2 separate regions of the Homo sapiens genome follow, and region 2 is linked to region 1. The links are chromatin contacts, found by Hi-C in ENCODE. All regions are on one chromosome and are shown on one strand. The core of a region is the stretch at or near the end of the contact, and the rest is flanking DNA. Distances in the headings are between cores, read along the strand shown.

Region 1 (7,150 bases), core at 967-3,466:
CACACTTGAATTGTACACACTTAAGGTGTAAGCAAAGTGGCTTAATAATGGTGCTTGTGCCTCCTATGGTATATTATTGTAATGTGAAAGAGGCTGTTTGTAATTGTAAGGAGAAAATCCTTTACCCAGGATTTCAGAGGTCTTGCTGACCCACTTCAGTTCCTCAGACTCTTCAAGTCTGCATCCCTTTCAACCCCTGGCTGCAGTTTTCAGCAATGGACTTCAAGAGTTGGGCGTTTTTTTTTTCTTTCAGCACATATCTACATTTAAGGGGCACAAAAGCAGTAGTGTTATGTGAATTGTGGAAAAGAATGTGAGAAGGTGTTTGGAGGGGAGGTTTGTAGGGATATACGTTTCTCCTTAGTCTTTTCCAAAATGTTAAAGTGAAATGCTCTTGAAATTAAAAAAAAAAAAAAAGAAAGAAAGAAATAATGACCTCTAGTGGCCATTTGTATCCTGTTGCATTCTCTTAGTAATGGTTCATTCAGCTTATGAATAGATCTATGTGGATTTAAATTTTATATAATCTTTTCTGTACACGAGGATAATAAAATGTAAGAGAGCATTTGTTCCAATCTTTTTTTCTTGGTTAAATTTGATTTCCACATTATCTACGGAAGTCTCATCAATAAATAGAAGTTAACCCTATGTACAGTTGTCAGCCTAAGGTTATGTTGTCTGTCTGACTGCTATGATTTTCTTGGCTTGATGCTGTGGTCTTTCTCCCTTGCATACATGGTAGCTTTTCTGTGAATTTTTTACATAAGAATATGTATATTAAGGGATCCATACAAATGTTAGTTGCTGCCAAAAAGAGAGTTGTTTCTTTAGCAATAAACAGTTGATTTTGCAGTCTACAGTCAGTCTTATTGTTGGTTTGACTGTGAGTATATGGAACTCTGGCAAAATGAAATGGAGCAAAACACACAAAGAAGACAGCCACGACAACAAATACTTTGCCTTCCAGCTTTTTGTTGTTTTTTCTGTCCTTACTTTTGGACTTTCTATAAGAATCATATACTTTTTTTGCAATAACCACATAAAACACAAGCATTAGGATAAAAACAGTCCAGAAAATAAACTGGCATATGTTATTTACCATTTGATGCCATTTCAGCCCCAGAGGCCCCTTTAAGGAAGCACACTTTTTCACAGACGATGGTGTTGCTTCCTTGTTGCTCAAGATCGTATTTGGCAGGGAGATGAAGAACAAAAAGAACCAGATGAAGATTGAGACCGTTTTTGCAAAAACAGGTTTTTTTAGAAAAATATTTCTCAAAGGTCTGATGATCTTGAGGAATCTGTCAAAGGCTATGAGCCCTAACAGCACGATGCCCACATACATGGTCTCATAAAATATCACCGAAGAAAAACGACACACAAAAGCTCTGAGCTGCCAGGGTGCCAGGTGTGAGTCAGAGAGGATTTTGAAAGGAAGCATGAGTGTCATTATCAAGTCGGCCACCAAAGTGTTTTTGAGGTAGATGATGAAGGTGGAGGAGCTGGGGATGTGAACAAACACCCACAGAGCCAAAGTATTCAGCAGGATGCCGGTCAAGAAAACCACTGTGTAGAGGGCTGGGAATACCAGCTGTACTATCCGAGTGTCTCTGGGGCACCGCTCAGATCTGTTGAAGCCTTGCATCACTGTGGTGTTCATTGCTTCCAGTGTCACCTGTTACCAATAAACATATATACAAACAAAAGAAAACAAAAAGCCCTTCATGATTTTCAAATGCTATTTTTTAAAAACAGACTTTATGTTTATAGCATATTAACATCCTGCATTTATCCAACACTTTCAATAGATGTGTTGAAAAGGAAAATACTGTTTTCTGGCTAGAATTTTTAAAGCATATAATACATTTTTGGTACTTTTAACAGTACCATTACTTTCACATCCTTGTGAAATCCAAATAACAGGTTCTGCCTCATTCACAGGTGCTACTGTTAGCCATAAAACAAAACACTGTTTAAGAGATAATAATACATTATTATTACTAATACATCAGATTGCTGTAAATTATGTAATTTCTTATGCTCATAAACTATGGTTTGTAGAATATTAACTTTAAAGCACCTTTTTTCCCTTAAGCATATTCTTTTATATAAGCAAGCACACTCATAATAACAAAAATTGAAATTCACCTTTGGGAGGATACTCAGTTCTCTCTGTCTTCTTATGGCGGCAGTCATTAGTTCAGCCTACAAATGAGCATGTGAAGCAAATGTTCTGCTTTCTTATAGTGGATTTCCTTCCTTATTTTTACTTATGTAATGTGACCCATTAGAACCTCTTCATATTTAGACCTTTGGGACATTTGCTAATACTCTATTTTAGTTCAAACTTTCATACTGTTAATCTGTGACTTGAATAAAGAAGCTTATTTGCAATTATCTTTAAATTTCTTCATAACTTTCTTGAAGTTTATCTTCTTGATCTGCATGTTCAGTGAACTTTTTGAGTGCCTCTTGTATATAGTGGAAAGTAGAAAGATGAAGAAAATAGTCCCAAATTACAATCAAGTAGGAGAATAAGACTACCTAAAATCAGACAGAATAATCTTCTGTATCCTTGTAAACTGGATTTTCCAGTAATTTGTGTTCAGGAAGACGGTATGTTTATTTTTGTAGGTATTTGACTTAGTCTTCTGGTTTGGGGATCTCTGAGAGTTAACATGATGTTTTCTGAGAGGTGAAGACTATTAGATCCAGATTTTTGGAGTTAGAATCCCAGTTCCACCAATTAATTGGGATTAGATTATAGATAAATGATTCAACAGCTCTGTGTCTCAATTTCCTCATCTGTGTAATGGGTTTGAAAATAGTATCTAACACACTGTGTTATTAAGAATGAATTGGTTGCCTGGAATAGTGCTTGACATATAGGAGGCACTAAAAAATGTTAGCCACTTTTAGTGGCTTTTAGTCCCATTGCCATGGGAATGAATTGCAAATCCAGATAGAGATATTATACTCTTTCACTTAGTAGAGGGCCATTTTTAGAAATCTTTTTTGTATTTGGTGTATTTCGAGTGCAGAGGACTTCAGGAATTTCATCAATCAACATTGGGCCAATATCTGTGCATTTTTTTTGCTTTAATTCTCTTCAAGTTTGAAAGATGTAATGGTGCTTTTGCATAGAGAAAGTTGTTGTCCATGGCAGAAATCTACTTGCCAGGTAGGCATAGGAAAAGCGGAAATTAGGAGATCTTACGGAGGATGTGGAGTTCATGGTGAGTTTCATTTCATGTTTCTTGCCACAAGTGTTACCATGGAGTTAGACGAGACTAGTGTTAGTTGATCACAAAGTTTTGGGTGACTTGGCTTTGAATTCTGAGAAGAAAAACTTAATATCCCCCTGGACATTTTAAAATATGAGGCAATACAGTGTCTAATAGTTTTGATTAGACTACCCAATAACGGCACAGTTTGAAAAATTTCTCTTTGACTGAAATAAATTAATCCTTGGGAGTATAGATTCAAGATTTCATTAATAGAACATACATGTATGTCTTAAACATAAATGTATATCTTTTTGTTTGCTTCAGCAGAGGAAAAAAAATCCTTTATTTCTTAAGTAGAGAAATTTAACCTACAAAATTAATTGTAAATTTTCCTATAGCCCCAAATCCATAATCTAAAGGAAGATCTGGAATAGTTTTTCTTTAAGCAAGATAAATTCTGTGCAGGATAATTTCATAATCTGAAAACTGGAAATCACTTCTTGGTCAAATTTCAAAACACTGAAGTGTGGGAAACTTTCCAAAGAGGAACTGACTTACAGTGCCTGTTTCTAGAGTTATGGAAATAGAGTCTCTTAAATGTGGTAGATGTCAAAGTGTTTGACTATAGTAAATATCCAATAGATCATTCATTTCTATGTGTTTGTGCTTCTTATGTATTAGCTGATTTTTCCTTAGTTTACAGCAGCACTATTGCCTGCTGGGGAGGCCTTTTGCCCTTGAAGACACAGCTGAGAAGCTGCTCAGCAGAATGTTTAGGCGCCAGAGTGCCTGGGCTCAATTCCTTTTTCCAATTCTTTCTTTTCTTATGACCTTAGGCAAGCTGCTTATGCCCACTATGAAATGGTTGCCTTATCTTTACAATAAAAATAAATAATAGTATTTGCTTTACAGTGTTGTTAAAAGAATAAAATGAGTGAACATTCACCAGTGCTTAGAATAATGTCTGTCATGTGGTAGGTATCATGTAGGTTTCTTGTTAAATGAAATTGAAAGAAAATTGGAATGTTGTGCATACATATGGTGATGTCTCACGAAAGGAGAGAAGAATCAAAGAAGATACAGTGAAAGATCCCAGAGGCTAGGAGCCTATCAAATGGGAATAAACTAAACATTTAAGATCCTATAGGGCTCTAAGGAAATGTAGTTAAAAATCAGTAAAGTCACACTAGCTATACTGTTTTAAGTGATTATATTATCTTATTTAATCCTTAACAATCCCCAGAGATTGGTCCCATTTTTAGAGTTGAGAAAAAAGGAAATGCAGAAGTTAAGCCATTTTCCCCATATCATGCAACCCAAATCTGCCGTAAAGTCACACAGTTGGTCTGGTTCCAGAGCCCATGCTTGGAACCTGCCTCACTCTCTTGCCTCCGATTAAGCCATAGATAGGGTGACAGTGGAATTGTTTGCCAAATTCTGGAGTTCTTGAGCTGAAAGTTCCTGATGTGTGAGAAGGAAACAATCAGCCACAATGTTTAATGGACTTGTGAAACTTTATGCCAATGTAAATTGAGTGAAAGCAGTGTGATCAGAAGGGATACAAAGAAGATAAAATGAAAAGTCACAGAAATCAGTCTCTAGCCAGATAGGAATAAACTACTATTTCCATTTGTAGTCTTATTTGGGATTTCTCAGTTGCATCAAAATTGACAGTCCAAGGCCCAGTACCATATAAATAATATGTGAAAAGATGAGGAAGTATTTGCTTTCATTTGGGATGAAAATTGAAGTAGGAACTCCTATACTTCTATACTCTTAGAAAAGACTTTTACTTCCCATCAAAGTATACCATGGTACTTTCTCAGATTATGTGAAATTGTTTTAAAAATTCCATACAAGAGTAACTAAAAGTGGTAAACTAAAAGTGGTAATAATAAGCTGAAATAAGTTATACTTTTTATTAATGTAACAATCTGTTTTTCTGAGTAAGAACAATAGTAGAAAATATCTACATGTAGCTAGAGATAGGCAATAAATTCACTGCTATTTGGAACATTTAATATTTCACACTATGTTTAAAAATTGAAATACAAACATATATAGTAGAAAGTGAAAGTTAATACATATACATACCAATATATGTGTACAAATATATTTACATTTATTTATGTATTGGATTTTTGTTTCATTCCATGTTAGTACATGTAGACTGACGTGATTTTTTTTTTAACTTTATTTTAGGTTCAGGGGTACATGTGCAGGTTTGTTACATAGGTAAATTGTGTTTTGTAGGGGTTTGGTGTACAGATTATTTTGTCACCCAGGTGATAAGCATGGTACCGGATAGGTAGTTTTTCAGTCCTTACCCTCCTCCCACCCACTACCCTCAATGTAGGCCCTGGTGTTTGTTGTTTCCTTCTTTGTGTCCATATGAATTCAATGTTTAGCTCCCACTAACAAGTGACAACATCTGGTGTTTGGTTTCCTGTTCCTGTGTTAGTTTGCTTAGAATAATGGCCTCCAGCTTCATCCATGTTGTTGCAAAGGACACGATCTCTTTCTTTTGTGTGGCTGCATAGTATCTCATGGTGTATATGTACCACATTTTCTTTATCCAGTATACCAATGATAAGAATTTAGGTTGCTTCTGTGTCTTTGCTTTTGTGAATAGTGCTGTGATGAACACACACATGCATGTGTCTCTATGATAGAATAACGCCTATTCCTTTATGTATATACCCAGTCATGGGATTGCTGGGTTGAACGGTAATTCTGTTTTAAGTCCTTTGAGAAAAGCCAAACTGCTTTCCACAGTGGCTGAACTAATTTACTTTCCCACCAGTAGTGTGTAAGTGTTCCCTTCTCTCCACAACCTCACCAGTATCTGTTATTTTTTGACTTTTAAGTAATAGCCATTTTAACTGGTGTGAGATGATGTCTCATTGTGGTTTTGATCTGCATTTCTCTAACAACATGCCAATCAAATTTAAAATCAGTTATGCTACATAAATTTACCATAGTTAAGCTGCGACTGATGGGCATGTAGTTAGTTTACGATAATAGTTTTTCTCTATTAAAAACAATGCTATAGAGCATGTATGTGTCCATATATTTTTGAGCATTTTTTCTAGCATGTTTGTAGGAAGTTTCCTAGAAGAAGGATTATTGGTTCAGTCCTTCTAGGAAAAAGTTATTTGTCAAAATGTTAAATAATATTTTCAAATAGTTTTCCAGAAAGATTGTACCAATTTATTGTTCAATTAAGAGTGGGATTCTTGGCCAGGCATGGTGGCTCACACCTGTAATCCTAGCACTTTAGGAGGCCAAGATGAGTGGATCATGAGGTCAGGAGTTCAAGACCAGCCTGGCCAAGATGGTGAAACCCCGTCTCTACTAAAAATAAGAAAATTAGCCAGGCATGGTGGCAGGTGCCCGTAATCCCAGCTACTCAGGAGGCTGAGGCAGAGAATTGCTTGTACCCGGGAGGCGGAGGTTGCAGTGAGCTGACATCATGTCACTGCACTCCAGCCTGGGTGACAGAACAAGACTCTATCTCAAAAAAAAGAAAAAAAATCTTTTAAATTAATTTGAAATCTGTAAGTGAAAAAGCCATGTTATATAAATATAAATTTATTTCCTTATTGGTGATGTTATGTGTTTTTTCTTTCTTTCTTTCTTTTTTTTTTTGCCATTTCTATTTCTCCTGGAAATTGCCTTTTCATGCTCTTGCCCCATTTAAAAAAAAAAGGCGATTTCTCACTACCTATTGATTATGAAGTGCATTTCCACATCTTTAGTTCCCACTGACAGTATTGTAATCACACCTTGAGTGTTGGCAGTGAACAGTGATCAGATGTCTTCAGTGCAAAATGATTGAAACACCTAGGTACAAAAAGAGAGTTGTGTTTTTTTTTTTGTAAAAGGTTTTTTTCCACCTGTTTTTAAAGTACTGGTCCAGGGGG
Region 2 (7,410 bases), core at 1,369-3,868, 510 kb after region 1:
GAGACACTAAATGGAAACAGAATGAGGCCCTGGCTATACCTGCAGTGATTGTGTGGCCTGAGAAGCTGCAAAAAAACTAGGGGAGTGTCTCTGAGGAATTTGCAGGGACATAAGAATTTCAAGAGGAAGGGGGTAATTGGTTCTGTCAATGCTAAAAATAAGATGTGAAAAAGTGTCAGATAGTCTCCTAAAAACCTGTGGCTCATGCAGTTACTTTCTGTAACTTCCTTTTTCCTTCCCCAACCTTAAAATATAAGGGTGAAGTCAAGTCATTCCTTTATGACATAGGGCAGTGGTCTCATATTACTATCACACGAGAGTTTTAAAACATCATTTGCTGAAGCCACACCTTGAGCTATTATTATGTCTCAATCTCTGAAGGTATGGCCTAAGCATCAGTATTTTTTTGAAGCTCTTCACAAGATTTCAATGTACAGGAAGATCAAGAAACACTGACTTAGAGAGTGAGGAACATTTCTTTTCATGTACAGAGTTCCAACACCATTTAAGTGTTTCAATTTCCCAGTAGTAATATTTATCACCCACCAATAATATTCATCAGACTTTACTTTAGGAAATATATATCTTAGAAAATCCTACAGATAGATAGATAGATAGATAGATAGATAGATAGATAGACAGATAGATACAGATATACACATACATATATGTATATATGTATATATCATAGAACTAAATGAATATATAAATACGTGTGTGCACACATTTAGTTTTCACAATTTCATTAGGTAAACAATATATGTAGTATATATAAAAATATACATATATTTTTTGACATATATAAAATATATATATAAGTATACATATATATATATATATATATATATATATTTTTTTTTTTTTTTTTTTTTTTTTTTTTTTTTTGAGATGGAGTCTCACTCTGTTGCCCAGGCTGGAGTGCAGTGGCGCGATCTCGGCTCACTGTAACCTCCGCCTCCCGGGTTCAAGAGATTCTCCTGCCTCCGCTTCTGGAGCAGCTGGGATCACAGGCACCCACCACCACACCCGTCTAATTTTTGTATTTTTTAGTAGAGACGGGGTTTCGCCATGTTGGCCAGGCTGGTCTTGAACTCCTGACCTCAGGTGATCCGCCCTCCTCAGCCTCCCCAAGTGCTGGGATTACAGGCGTGAGCCACCGCTCCCGGCTGACAACAATATTAATAGGTATTTTGCAGAGAAGGAAAAGGAAGAAATTGAATTTACATGGGTTTCCAAGGTCCCATGGCTAATAAGTGGCAGAGCTGGAAGCCAACCCCCATAGGCCAGTTTCAAAGGCTTTGCCATCAATTGCTTAAGGATTTTGGAGACTACTTTTTGCTTTCTTAGAAAGGGTGGTAGGAAAACAAGGGAATCTGAATCATACAAATACCAGATTAAGTATAAAACCACTAACTAGGTAACCTCAGGAAAATCTCAAGATTCCTGAGACTGCCGCAAAGATCCACAGCTCTGTTGTTAATAGTGTGCAACGTGGATAATCAAGAGTTAATTATGCTTAGTTTCTTTACCATATAAACAAATCAATACCACTTCTGATGTACCTCAATAGTGGAAAAAGCATTTAACATTCTGCAATGAATCACTGCAAATTGGTATGTTGCTTTGGCCCTAAGTGTATGTGTTGGGGAGCGGCAGGAGGGAATTTGAGCTGCACAAATACCCAGTAAACCAAAAAGGTGCTCAGGCATTTAGAAACTCACCAGGTGCCAGAGGGGGCATGACACGCAGGATCCAGGAGAAGATTTTGATTTCCTCTGTGCTCTGAGCTCTTTAACCTGGACCTGAGGAATATCTGCCCAGCAACCCGTCAAAAGGAAGCAGTGGGAAAAAAAGCACACAGCTGTGGCTGGTGACCATTTTAACCTCAAAAAAACCACAGCTGCTGGTTGTTACCAAATGCCAAAAAATCACTAAACCTTGTTGATTGTTTCATGTAACTTATGTCTAGCCTTCTAGCCTTTAAAATTTTTCATTTACAGGAGGAGCAGTATTGAAAATAAATAAAATTAAATTAAAAAATAAAATAAAATAAACTTTTCATAGCTTTCCCGGAGTTTTTCAAGTTTATTTTATATTATATTATTGTTAAACGGGGTCTAATCTTGGTACCAGTACTTTAAATTATTCTCTTAGAATAAATATTCACAATTTCTTTCTCTTGATGCCAAAAAGAGATTAATTAGGGCTGGAATTATTTCCAATGGCATTTCAAAAATTCTTAGCTCCTCCTCTCCCTAGGCTTGAGCATTGTTATAAAATTAAAAATAGCCCATTTTGGAAAGTCCAAGATTCTTTAAAACTGAAGTCTCTTATAAAAAATCAAGAGGAGGCTGAGAGGAGGCTTCTCTCTCATTTGCCAATTTCTTTAAAACAAGAGGCACCGTTGTCAGTACTTTTAAAGTGCTGAAAAAGACTACAAGCCTGCAAAAGAAGGCTGAGTGTTTCATTCTAGAGCTGTTTTTTCTTAGTGAACATCCATTGACTTCATTTGGAGGTTGTATCTGAGTGAGCCCTCTTTCTTACAAGTAAAGTAAAACACCAGTCAGCTGAACTCTTTATCAAACATACTCTTCATTTATCTCTTGATGACACAATGTCACTCTTCCCTTTCAAGCTGAGCCTTCAGATTCTCCAAAGGTTTCGACCTCCCACAAAGTCTTCACGAGGTGACTCGCTCTTCAAGGAGCCCTGCTATTATGCCATATGGTGTTATGACTCAGCAAACCTGCAGTCCCTTCTACTTCCGAGACCTGGAAAGACATGTTCTAACTGCTTCTGGATGAACCAGGCATACCAGTATTAGTTCATGCCATCCAAAAAGAAACTTCATGTTCTTTTTAACTCTAAATTACTAAAGCTAAAAGTTACAGTCTTCTGATCTTCAAGAGTTCCCAGAATTATGCTCTCTGGTGATTAAACTCCCTTCCCTAAAAAGTGGCTCATCCTAATAGTGCAATGTTCACTATGTGTCAGCTTTAAAATTCTATGCCTGTAAAATACTCGAAGTTTAGAGAATGCATCTTTTTTCAAACGCTTCTTAACTTTCTGAGGGTGAGGACCAATTTAACAGGATTACATGTAAATTGGCCTTTCAGCTATGACCATTTCAAATCTTGGAAAATTTTTCTCCTGCATACGCTTTATCCTTAAGTAAAGATACATAGTATCTATTTAGAGATCTAATCACAACTTTATAACCTTTAAAATATTTATTCTATAAATTAAATACCAAATATGAACATATAGCGTGTACACATATGCATATATGTACATATGTATGTGTGTGTATATATAGGTATACACATATACATAAAATCTCAAACAAAGAAATTGTCAATAAGATTAAACTGTGGCTCCCTGGAGTATACGAGAAGTTATATACATGAGCTAGAACTCAATCAGTAATTTGGAATTGAAGATTGGCTTAGGAAATAAGAAACTTCATACTTTATACTAATTTAAGTAAAACACTTTGCTTGAATATATTTAAGTATATAGACTGTTAGATGAATTCTATTTTTAATCTAATTAAATTAGAAGTAACATGCATTAGTATATTAGCTAAATCTCATTTATTTACAGTGAATCGAAGTTGGACATATTCCTTGAAAATATTTTGAAAATTATTTTAATGATTAAGAATCAATTAAAAAGAGATTTTACTTTATTTGCTAAAGAATGACTTTCAATAGTTTAGTCTCAAAATTGTTACACATGATTACCAGTGTGAAATATATGAGCAAAGATAAAAATAATACCTCCCTGCCAAAAACAGCTCCTGTTAGAAAATATTTTATTAACTAATCAAATAATCTTCTGGTAAATACAGAGAGATGTTTAAAGGTTGCAATCGAATTACAAGGACACAATAAAACTAAAGGAAATGCAAGAATGCCAGAACCGTTTATTAATAAAATACTGATTTATACAATTGATATTAAAAATGACAGTTATTTTGTCGTTTTCTTTTGAAAATAAGCAAATTATGCCTGTAATCTCAGCACTTTGGGAAGCCGAGGTGGGCGGATCACGAGGTCAGGAGATGGAGACCATCCTGGCTAACATGGTGAAATCCTATCTCTACTAAAAATACAAAAAATTAGCCAGGCATGATGGAACGCGCCTGTAGTCCAGACTACTCGGGAGGCTGAGGCAGGAGAATCACTTGAACCCAGGAGGTGGAGGTGGCACTGAGCAGAGATTGCGCCGAGATTGCGCCACTGCACCTCAGCCTGGGCAACAGAGCGAGACTCTGTCTCAAAATAAACAAACAAACAAACAAACTATTATTTAAAAATTAATGTAAAATAATGGATTAGAAATTATTACAATTTACTTCTTCAGCTTAATCATGTATGATTTCCGTACAGTTTTCACTTAGAAGACAATAAGAGAGAAGATGCGTATCGTCAAATGAGTTTAGATTTTTAAGTGCTCAATTTTCCAATACAGTGCAAAGAAACTGAAATTGCTTTCGGTCAGAAGAAAATAAGATAAAATTCAGTAAAAAGGAAATAAAGCCAAATGCATTCAGTTGGAACGGAACTCCGCCAGTTAGTGACTACAGCGTAAGGATTGTTTTCTTTCATACGTTCTTAGTCTGCCCCCTTGTGGGCTCCAGAAAGCTGTTACCCAGCATAAGCTAACGTGATAAAGTTAGATATCCAATAAAATCATGTTTTAATAATTCCTTTAATGTGGTTTAGAAAAATGTCTAAACTTGCTTTAGTTTATCAAACAAAAGCATTTAAAATTATAAATAAATATCTCAAAACTTACACCTCTAAATAAATTGAAAGAAGATATTTCCTTTAATTCCTAAAATTCTTTTTAAGAATGAAATTACCCATCCTGGGCAACATAGCGAGAGTCTGTCTCTAAAACAATTAGCCAGGGATGGTGCCATAGTCCCAGCCTCTCAGCAGGCTGAGATGGCAGGATCCTTTGAGCCAAGGAGTTTCAAGTTTCAGTGAACTGCCATCATTATGCCACTGTGCTCCAGCCTGGGCTGAGAGAGGGAGGCTCCATCTCTCAAAAGAAAAGAAAAAGAAAATAAATTACTATATAAGCCTCATAGAAATTGGAACTATAAAGCAATTGTCAAAAAATGCTATCTGAAACAATCTAGCTGAGGTGGGTTTTTTTTGCATTTATTTAATGTTCCATGTATAGAATGGAAAGCATTTATGACTTCTTTGTAAAAATAAACTGCATTACTATTATTGGAGAGACGAAGAGGCACATTAACTACATTATCTTCTTGTAATTGAAAATTGCTCCGATGGAGATACTGCAAGTTTGAAGATCTGAACTTCATTGCCGATGTCATTGTCATTCCTTGATTTGCCTAAACTTAAAATTTCAACATTTGTAGATTAAAAGGTATCCTGTGATAACCATCTCCTGGCATATTTTATAACTAATAGATAAATATTGTTGATGTCTTTTAAATTAAATTCTTAAATTTTTAGTATTTAAATAGGCAATCACTAGGTAACTATAATCAATATGCTTGATTTTGTTTTTTATTACATATTCCATATGTTTCATTTTATCTTCTACATTACACACAGTCCTTCCATGAATTCAGGCATATGTTGTTTTTTCATTTTTGGCAGTACAATACACTTTTGGCTTTCCATGTTTAATTGGATGAGTAGATTCTTACAAAAAATAAGACAAAGAATAAACACTAATATTTCGATTAATTATAATACCATTTTCTCAAGTAGTGTTCCAGGATTCAGTATGACCATAACCTTTAAGTAAAGTTCAATACATTGTTTCAAGATAGAAAGCAAAGTAAAACCAGGTGGTACAAACTAAGTTACATGCTCATACAGGCCCACGCGCATGTGTGCACACACACACACATACACACACACTCACAATTTTCTTACCAACACATCTCTCTGTAACTCTTTGGTGATCCTGGACAAGGTTCCCACGCCTCTTTGGATTTAGTTTTCTCGCCTATGAAATGGTACTATATCAGCTGGTCAATATTTTTTTGAACTGAGGTCTACAGATCTGCTTATGTGTCCACAAGTGGTCCAGTAGAATTTTAAAGTACAGTTTTCCCTCAGTATCTCTAGGGAATTGATTCCAGGACCTCTCACAAATACCAAAATCCATTGATGCTCAAGTTCCTGTTATAAAATGGCATAGTATTTGCAAATACCAAAATCTATTGATGCTCAAGTTCCTGTTATAAAATGGCATAGTATTTGCATATAATCTAAGCAAATCCTCCTCTATAGATTATATGCAAATCCTCCTCTATTCAGTCATGAATCACTTAACCATAGGGATACATTCTGAGAAATGTTGTTAAGCAATTTTTTTGTTGCGTGAATTTCATAGAATGTACTTACACAAACCTAGATGATATAGCCGACTATACACCTAGGCTATATGGTACAGCCCTATCACTTCTAGGCTGCAAACCTGTACAGCATGTTAGGGTACTAAATACCACAGGCAATTGGAATACAACTGTATTAGTGTATCTAAACATATTTAAACATAGCAAAGGCAATGCCATGCACTATAATGTTAAAATGGCTGTGATATCACTAGACAGTAGAAAATTTTCAGCTTCATTAGAATGTTATGGGGCCACCATTGTATATGTGGTCTAAAACATCAATATGTAGCACATAACTGTACTTTAAATAAGCTCTAGGTTACTTATAATACCTCATCCAATGTAAATGATATGTAAATAGTTATTATACCATGTTGTTTAAGGAATATGACAAGAAAAAATGTCTGCATATGTTTAGTGCAGATGCGATTCAAAAAAATGTATTTTTGATCCAGGATTGGTTGAATCCACAGATGTATAACTCATGACTATGAAGGGATGACTGTGCTTTGTTTTTATAATTATGGTAATATAAACACATACACAAATTGTGGATCATTTAGATGACCACTTTATAACTGGGCACAGCCATGAAACCAAAACCTAAAGTCGAGGTTTTGAATTTTTAAAATTGAAAAATCTTTGTAGTCCTCATAGGTACTCTTGATAGTCCACAAGTGCCCAAATTTGAGAAACGTTTCTCAAATTCCTTTCAGCATTTAATATTGATTTAAAAATGTGATGCTCACTTGCTTTAAATGAAGCTACCAGCAGAAAGCAGCACACTGAAAAAAAAAAAGACAAAATTGCTTTTCCTCTATTAGGTTTGTGTGCTCAACTCCTATAAGCATCTTGAAAGAAGTAGAGCGATTTAGACGATAATGCATTTGACGTCTAAACCCAAGCAGTAACAGTGTTTGTGAAGGAAAACCTCCAGGAAGAGCTTGCTAAAATTTCTAACAAAATGATGTTAATCTATAGTGCTCTTTGTCAGCATGTAACAGAAGAGATGTCATAAACTC

The links. A loop is a pair of places that touch in the nucleus more often than their neighbours do. Pooled maps may share reads with other maps.
Region 2: a loop to region 1 is called in a pooled map, with 6 times the contacts of the local background. The contact joins the enhancer-like site here to the promoter of P2RY13 in region 1. A Hi-C loop is called at or near these places in 9 of 50 pooled maps.

What each region holds. Positions count from the first base shown.
Region 1 is chr3:151,327,333-151,334,482 of GRCh38, forward strand. It overlaps P2RY13 (purinergic receptor P2Y13), which reads right to left and starts at 2,217. Exons shown (of 2, transcript NM_176894.3): 1 at 2,149-2,217; 2 at 1-1,675. The coding sequence starts at 2,196. The coding sequence ends at 659. The region is part of intron 16 of MED12L (mediator complex subunit 12L); the gene reads left to right.
Region 2 is chr3:151,834,558-151,841,967 of GRCh38, forward strand. All of the region lies in intron 1 of AADACL2-AS1 (AADACL2 antisense RNA 1), which reads right to left. Among named protein-coding and RNA genes, the nearest start is that of AADAC, 24 kb to the left of the region's middle. Within about 2 kb of position 2,619, at least 6 of the 41 ENCODE cell types and tissues checked have a DNase peak (open chromatin) inside an H3K27ac peak, as active enhancers do.